Linked DNA regions of Homo sapiens: region 1 is linked to region 2. The links are chromatin loops, found by intact Hi-C in ENCODE. Cell type or tissue: GM12878. All regions are shown on one strand. Each heading gives the region's core, and the rest is flanking DNA. Links, peaks and the distances in the headings are about the cores only.

What was found. A loop is a pair of places that touch in the nucleus more often than their neighbours do. Peaks named below come from ENCODE experiments on the same cell type or tissue, not always from the same donor. Only the 100,000 strongest peaks of a DNase experiment are listed, where the experiment ranks them.
Region 1: a loop joins it to region 2, with 1.9 times the contacts of the local background. A loop is called at or near these places in 8 of 110 quality-filtered maps.

Annotation. Positions count from the first base shown.
Region 1 is chr4:14,747,625-14,752,015 of GRCh38, forward strand. The region is part of intron 2 of LINC00504 (long intergenic non-protein coding RNA 504); the gene reads right to left. Among named protein-coding and RNA genes, the nearest start is that of LINC00504, 140 kb to the right of the region's middle. In GM12878, for the core only: a CTCF peak has its summit at 2,483 (motif pointing right); no DNase peak of the experiment used is centred there.
Region 2 is chr4:15,147,132-15,151,522 of GRCh38, forward strand. All of the region lies in intron 2 of C1QTNF7-AS1 (C1QTNF7 antisense RNA 1), which reads right to left. Among named protein-coding and RNA genes, the nearest start is that of CPEB2, 150 kb to the left of the region's middle. RefSeq lists enhancers at 1,889-2,845, 2,681-3,880, 2,846-3,802, 2,938-3,077. In GM12878, for the core only: no CTCF peak of the experiment used is centred there; DNase peaks (open chromatin) are centred at 2,450 and 2,950; H3K27ac peaks cover 725 bases.

The sequences.
Region 1 (4,391 bases), core at 329-4,328, 400 kb before region 2:
AGGTTTAAGTAACGGTTTCTCAGTTTACATGGTTTACACAGGGACGCCAGGACAATTACTTCAGAATTTAGAGAGTTTCCCAGAGATGCACAGTCCTCCTGGGAACAGGAACCAGCTGGGTGTGAGGCTTGTGCTCTTGCTCTGAAAGGAGCACTCCCACACCCTTCAGTGAACCAACAGAGAGATATGCACACATTGGGGACCAGAGAGACATTTTTTGGATCAGTGCTAGAAGTCACGACTACAAATTCTCTTCCAGATTGTTTCCTTATTAATGGCTGTGAAACATTACAGCCAAAAGCTTCAGGAAAGGCACTATGAACCAACATGGCACTCAGTTCTCTAATTAGAAACATAATATTTCAGCTTGGCTCAAGTGTTGGAAGTCACTGTGGCAGAGAGCAGATCAGCAAAATGCCCTGAGAGCCACGCAAAGGAGACAGTCATTTAGGGGGAGGAGGAGACCTGGCACGGGTCACATTTTAAGTAATAAAAAAATAATAGCAGCAACAAGCACTTTGTCATGTTCAGTATGTAGCAAGTTCGGTTCTAACTTCTTCTTTTGTGATGATCATTTAGTCCCCACTACAGCCCTATGGTCCCTGTCCCTGTTATTGCCACATGGCAAGCCAGGAGGCCTAAAAATAGAAGGAGTAATGTGGCAAAGGCACTCAGCTAGTTAATGTGGAGATGGCTGGCATTGGAACCCGGGTAGAATGGCTCCAGACCCATCCACATAAACTCTGCTATGCTACCTCTCTATGCCTTAACTGGATGCCTCCATCAAGACTCTCCTCCCTCCTGATTTCAGGACAAGTGCAATGACTACTCATAATTGCAACCTCTGTTTGAAATTTTACCTGCTACAACTTGATTTTTATTGCCTCAATTGCTTTGCATCAAGTAGAAATATCACAGGCAGATGTTGGAATGAGACCAACCCCTGTTTGGAATTTGCTCAGCCCCTTGCTCTCTTGTTAGACCTTAAGCTGAGCGTCTACTCTCTCTAACTGAAGTTTTCCCATCTGGAAAACTAGAATAACAACACCCACCTTACAGGGTTCACAGACTAAAGGAGACATTTGCAATTCACCTGGTGGAGGAACAAACACATAGGATGTGCTCAATATACATTGGTTCCTTTCCTTGTCTTTTCCTTTTCCACAGTGCCCTACTTACACTTATTCACCTCAGGTGTTAATAGAAAAACACTTTCCTGTTCTACAACAGCCCTCATCTCCATTCTGGCCAAGAGCAACCACACACAGAGGCACTCATTCCTTCATTCGTTTACTCATTCACTAACACCAGGTAACACGCACCTCGGTGGAGGGTATTTGTTTCCCAGGGCTGCCTTAGAATACCACACATTTGGTGGCTTAAGACAAGGGAAATTTATTGTCTCACAGATCTGCAGAGAAAAAGTCTGAAATCAAGGTTTTAGCAAGGCCATGCTCCCTTGGAAGCCCTTAGGGGAGGATCCTTCCTTGTTTCTTCCAACTTCTGGTAGCCCTGGGCTTCCCTGACTGGAAGGTGCAGCATTTAGACCTCTTTCCATGGTCATGTTGCATTCTCCCCATGTGCCTCTGTCTTCAGATGGTGTTTTCCTCTTCTTAGAAGGATGCCAGTCATATTGGAGGAAGGACCCATCCTAATGACCTCATCTTAACTTGATCAAATTTGCAAAGACCCAAATTATTTCCAAATAAGGCCATGTTGCCAGGTACCAGAGGTTAGAAATTTAATATGTTCTTTGTGGGTTCACAATGCAACCCATAAGAGGGATGAGAATTGCAGAATGGTGCATCATGGATCCAGGGGAGGCAGATGGGGAAACTGAGGCACATACTTGGAACTTTTGGTCAATTTGTTTCTCTCCTGTTTCCCAGCATGATCTCCCATCATGGCTATGCACTCTGCAGGCAGGAAAACTGTGGCACAGGTCAGAAGTATTGAGGGAAACTCCTTCATAAGAAGCCAAGGAGTTGGCAGTCAGCGTTTCTCCTTGACACCTACTATGCACTGCACACACTCCATTCACCTAATTGAATCCTCCCAAAAACCCTATGAGGTTACAAAAGGTGGAAGTGAAGCAACTCATGAATGATTAAGCAGCTTACTGCTGATAAGGTTCAGGGCTGGAATTTGAATCCAGCTCTGCCTGGCTCCAGAGCCTGTGAATAGACAAGAACCATTTAATAGAAAATTTGTCACAGATGTTCAGTGCTGCATGCACATGAAGAATTAAGGTTAGCATATTGTGATATCACTGTGGATCCTTCATTGTTATTTGCCACATGGAAATGGCAACCACCCCATGTGGAACAGCTCACCAAGGAGATGCAGGGTTACTTATTTAATCGACTGCCCTCCACCTTTCCTCTCCTTTCCTCAAATCCCATTTTGTCTCTGGGCACAGATGGAGCATTCACTGAGGTGTTTGTGCAGCTGTAGCCTATGGGGACTCCCACGAATCAGCCACAGGGTGGAGCACTAAGATGTGGTGTTGCATCTGTGACTGCTCACCACACCCAAGTTGTCTTCCCTGCTGTCCACCAGCTCTGTGACCTTAGGCAAGTTACCTAACATCACTGAGCTTCTGTTTTCCCATTTGTAAAATGAGGATAATTATACCTATTCAGAGGTTGTTGTGAAGATTAAGGTAAATGTGGCAACACATGAAAAACCAGTGGTATAGCACCTGATACCTAGTATGTGTTTAACTAATATAACTTTCTTAGGTCTATAAGCCAATGGGTTCTCCTATATTTTAGCTCATTGCACTAGATTCCTATGACATGATCTAAATGGGGAAGGAGTGGAATGAGAGATCACTTTAACCTTAAAACACAAAAAAATGGGATTTTTCCCAAAGGCAGTCATATTTCAAACCAGGGGGTGCAGGGTATAAGAAAGCACAGGGACCTTTAGTTTCCTAAGGCAGGCATAAGGTGGCTAGATGACTTGAAACAACTGAAATGTATCTTCTCACAGTTCTGGAGGTTGGAAGCTTGAAATCAAGGTGCTGGCAGAGCCATGCTACCTCTGAAGCTCCTAGGGGATGAGACTTCCTTGCCTCTTTAAGCTTCTGGTAGTTACAGGAGTTCCTCAGCCCAAAAATGCATCACTCTGATCTCTCTGTCCATCTGCACATAGTCTTCTGCCTGTGTCTTTGTGTCTTCACTTGGCTATCTTCTTATAAAGATGCCAGTCATATTGGATTAGAAACTCACCTTACTCCCGTATGACCTCATTTTAACTAATTGCTTCTACAATAACCCCATTTTTAAATAAGTTAACATTCTGAGGTACTGAGCATTAGAACTTCAGTATACTCTTTGTGTAAGACACACCATAAATGACCATGTGGACTGAACTTCCAGAGAATTGATTTCCACTCCCCCAACCAGGGCCTAGGCTGTGGTTTGCCTGATGGGGTCATTGAACCCTTAGGCTCAGGAGAACCCAGCATGCATAAGTCTCTTCCCAAGTCTACATTCAGTGACATCATGCTGATGGTTTGAAGTCAGCCAGGTGGGAATATTCACACCATGCAAATTAGTAAAAGCTGCTCAGAGAGCCTGTTGTTCAATATTCACCAGCCCACTACTGTAAGTCACTAAGCTAAGGGAGTCACTTGTCTACTGTGAGATAGAAAAGACCCAAGACCCATGGGTTTCAGGAGATGAGAGTGTGTAGAACTGTAGAGAACTCCACTATTTATTGAGGAAGTCAGTTCACTTCTCCAAGAAAGTATGTAAATGCAGGATACCTCCCCTCTGCTACCCAACAGGCCCATGTTGAAGGCTGAAAGAGATAATGGTATAAGTACAATGTGTTCTTTTCAAAAAACAGAATTTTGCTGCTTTTTTTTTTTTTAACAGAATCTTGTTTTATTCAGCATGAAAAGTACAAAAAGCCTCAGACATAATCCACAGTGGGTGTATTAGTGCATTCTCATGCTGCTATAAATAACTGCCTGAGACTGGGCAATTTGTAAAGAAAAGAGGTTTAATTGACTGTGGGGCTAGGGAGGCTTCAGAAAACTTACAGTCATGGTGGAAGGAAAAGCAAACATGTCCTTCTTCACATGGCAGCAGGAAGGAGCAGAATGAGAGCTGAATGAAGGGGGAAGCCCCTTATAAAACCATCAGCTCTCATGAGAACTTATTCACTCTCATGAGAACAGCATGGGGGAAACAGCCCCCATGATTCAATTACCTCCCACCGGGCTCCTCCCATCACATGTGGTGATTATGGGAACTACAATTCAAGATGAGATTTGGGCATGAACACAGCCAAACTGCATCATTCTGTTCATGACCCCTCACAAATCTTATGTCTTCATATTTCAAAACATAATCATGCCCTTGCAACAGTCGCCTAAAGTC
Region 2 (4,391 bases), core at 233-4,232:
ATTAGCAGAGGATGCTACAGCCTATGATAAGGAGCTTTAATTTGATAGGAGACAATTGGGAGCCATTCATCCTGCAGCTCAGAGAAAGCCATTGACAAGCCCCTAATGACACTCAGGGGCCTTTGAAACCTTTAATTGCTAACGGCAATTTTGCTATTTCCGTGTAGAAGTGACACAGGAGGATGAGCTCGCAGCCGCCATATGCACCCAGGCTGCACTGCCCACAGCAAGGTCACTGTAGGAGCATCCCTCCTCTCCTCTGTGCACAGCAGAAACACTGCAAGTGAGCCCAGGTCACTTTCCTTATGTGTCCCTGAACCCCAGGTAAAGGCCCCCCTGCCTCCCATATCCCCATGCCTTACTTACATGGCTCTTGGGTTATAAGGAGCCCTCATATCACTGTTTCTCTTCTGCAACTTCTGCTCCCCACCTTTGCCCCACTAGTTAACCCCCAGGTCTCCATCCAAAGAAAGGATTCACAGCTTCCAGAATTTCAGTTCCAGTGAGGCAAAATGCTGCTCTTCCTCTCCCATCACCACTTTAAAACACCACCAGGTCAAGACCAGTGTGGAAAAGGGGGAAGGAGGCTATGAAATCCTGCTGATAGAGAAGTCATGGGGGACTGTTTTGTGTTTTTATCTTTTATTTTTCCAAGTTTTGGATCCCTTCCCTTCTTCCATCTGGCACAAAAGCACTTGGAGGCCAGTATCTGGACCTGGCCTTCAAAAGCCAGTGAGTGTCAACAGGAGAACGGATTCCAGACGCACGGGACAATGGCCTTTTCAAGGCACAGAATGCTGCTCAGTATTGTACGGTTTGCATGTGATGCAGCTTCTTGAATGCACACAAACACTCCCATTTTCACCAGCTCCATGATGGTGACTTATTTACTGCTGAAGATCCCAGGGCCGATTCAAACTGCAAACATCTATCCCCACCCCAAAAGGGAAGAAAAAAAAAAAAACCTGACAACAACAAAAAGCCACATATGAAAAAGGAAAAGCCAACCAGTGTGCGACTGTGGGACTGGAACTCTGAAGTGGGCACCAGGTGCATTAATTACACTTGATTGCGTGTTGGTTTATGACTGCAGTCACTTGTGTGCTATGTTCTTGCCCCGCAGCATCTGTGCCGAAGGATGTCCTTGATATTTCACTAAGCAAGATGAATATTGGCCAGATGGTGACTTCACAAGGACATAATTCACATAGCATTTTCCTGCCCCGACACAGATTTCTGTGAAGGAATCTTGAATGCCACGCTGAACAAAACAGAACAAGAAAACTCAATGCCCCGAGAAGGCTCAGTCGTCGTAAGTTGAAGATTAATGGTCTCCACAGTGATGCCGACAGCAGCCCAAATGGCAGCCGGATCCCAGGCTCATGCTGCAGATCTTGCCAACCCATCTCTCTGTCGCTTGCAGAGTGAGCTGACATCATCTGAGGCATCTCCAATTCACTTGAGGGGGGAAGGGCACTCCCTGGGCCCCAAAAACACACACCACAGGAAACTGGGTCATTTACTTTTTAAAATGATTAATTTTGTGTAGTGACAGGCTTCGTCAGTACCTGCGTGCTTGGTAATTTTATTTTGATGGTGACCAAGTGAAGAACGTGCCCTAGGCTCCAGCAGCGAGCTCATTCTGGTGCCCTGGAAGGGGAAAATGGGAGAGAAGCAAATCTCTCTCCTTGGAAACTCTTAGCAACACCGAGAAGCCCTGGTATTATCAGGCCGCCAGCAAGTAAGCAAAATGGCCCAGTTCCGAGTTGCTTTAGGAAAGTTCTTACTCCCTGAGAGTACTATGTAGCTGACCTACATGGAGTTAAAAAGGTAGGCATTACACACTTGTCAGTGGTATTTTAAATGTGGTAAGCCTGTCTGGAATTTGTAAAATTTCTACAACCTACACATTTGAGTCCTGAACCATGAAATAAAGATATGGAGAGTGAAGGTCATCCTGCTACTAAAGAAGGTCAACCCAAGACAGTCTGAAAGCAATAGAAGTAGGGGGCCGGGGTGTCACATTCCTGAGGTCTCTGTGTGCAGACTGCCCATGTCCTAGTGATGTGGAGTCAAGACACAAGACATGTCCTCAAGCAGGACCAAAATCATCCCTTCAAAATCACATCGCCATGTTGAATGGTTGCTGTTTGTTTGTTTAGAAGGAATAAATAATAGTGATAAAAGGGATGGAGGCTATTTCTTGTACACCCACTGCGTGTGAGACTCCCTGCTGCACACGCCCCCAGTAACTCCTACAGCCCTCTGCAAGGTGTACCCATCGAGAGATTGTGCCCCCGCATCAGACTGCCTGCTCTGCCACCTTCTGCTGCGTGACCTCACACAACTGACTTAACCGCTCTGAAAGTCAGTTCCCTCGTGGGTTAAACAGAAATAAGAAGAGAACCTAGTTCACAAGCTGGTAAGGACTGAATGAAAGAATGCTTTGAAAGCTTGGTAGAGAGGCTGTCATACACCAAGTGCTCAAAAAAGTCAGCAATCATTATTACTCAGCATGCGTAGCTCTGGAAGTGAAACAGATTCTCACAAACTCTACCAAAGGGTACCTCATTCTTACACGATAAAAATAAGACCAGGCCTTCCTAGGCTGCTGCCTCCTGCCTCCTGCTAGGATGCAAATTCATGGCCAAAAACCCAGTGACAACAGTCCCTCCTTTACCAGCACTATTTGGCAGGCCAAGCTTTGGCAAACAGCCCACCATACCCATTAAAAAAAAACCACCATTGTTTCATCTGGAGGCTTTTTGATCCCCCTAAATAAAATGTTACCACCCTCCCCACCCCACCCCCAGGACAGATTCAGCCTGCAGGGGAGCCAGCTCCTCCTGCTATGTCACTCCAGCCAGGCAGGCCAGGCAGGATGACTCAGCAGAAAAGAGCCTGCTGCGGGGTCCGCCCACCCTCGGGTCAGCTGCGGCCAGAAAAGGAAGGCCTCTGTGAGACAAACAGAAAAGGACACTGCTCAGGTCCCCTGGGTGCAAAGCATCCTTTGTCTGTGGGGACTTCAGACAGGAACCGCCCATGTTGACATTTCAGCTGGCAGAGCAGGCTTGGCCTGGCTGGGAGAGGCAGGAACCCCTGCAGAGGCTACAAAAGATAGTCCACACTTCTTTAGCCCAGCCAGATACCACAGTCCCTGTCCTCTGTACGTATTAATATACATAACCTCAGACTTATGCGTTTTCTATTATTATCCCTACTTTTGAGATGGGGACACTAAAGCACAGAGAAGGCAAATAACTTGTCCAGGGTAACACAGCCATGAAGTGGGGAAGCAGGGCTTACACCAAAGAGTTGTGGCTTCCAAGCAGGTGCACACAGCATCCAGGTCTGTCCTTCTGGCTGCATGTTATTCCCTCCCTCTGCTCTGCTGCTTCTCGGGAGCTCAGAGCCGAAGGCAGCATTTCATGGTTTCTGGAGCCTGGCTCCCTTCCTCCATCCCCTTCACTGCCCAATTACAGGACTCACCCTCTCTTCCCTGGATGCCATCACTACCTTCTAACCAGTTCTCCTTCCACCCAGGTTCACTCTTCTTGACCATCTCATCTCCCATTTGATGCTCCAGCAGCAAATACTGCTTGGAGGGCCCTACACATGCAGAGCTGGCATCACCCATGCCTTGGCTGGCTCATGCTGTCCTGATTGCCCAGAACACCTTTCTTTTCCAGCCTCTGCATGCTCGACTGCTCCTGTAGGACTCACCACCTCCAGGAATCTATTTCCCTTTCCTCAGGCTGGATGAAGTGGCTGGTTGAAGCTCACAGAACATCCAGTGCATATTTCTTGTGTGGCATTTTAGGACCGAGAACTTATCTATGACTTTGCATCTCCCATGCTGGGCATCATCCCTGACATCTAGGATGTGCTCCATAAAAGTCTGTTACATAATGCAAATAAAGGTGGTCTCCATCAGTACTACCAGTCAACATGCTCTACCACTGCAAATCCATGGAGGGTGCATGTGGTTATTGAAAATGCTGCTCTCTAAAAACTTCTAGTTCTCTGCCTTCCAGGCCCACAGTAGAATGGCCCTCCCTTGTTCTGTGAGGTTGGGAGAGGGCCATGTGGTCAGCTCTGGCCAATAAGATGTGAGCGGAAGTGAGTGATGTCACTTCAGTTGAGCATTCAATTACAGGGGTGAGATGCCCAGAGCAGCATTTCCTCCCTTATGGTGACCCAACATGGGAGATGGTGGCTGCTCCATCAACCTGAGGCCCCAAGTGATTGCAAGAAGGAAACTTTGCAATGAATATATAATGTGACCAGGAGGTAAACCTTTGTTGTTTTGAAGCCCCTGAATTTATTTTTTAGCATAACTTATCTAATCCTGAAGGGAATAACTCGAATCTGTTATTAACTCATAAATGTTG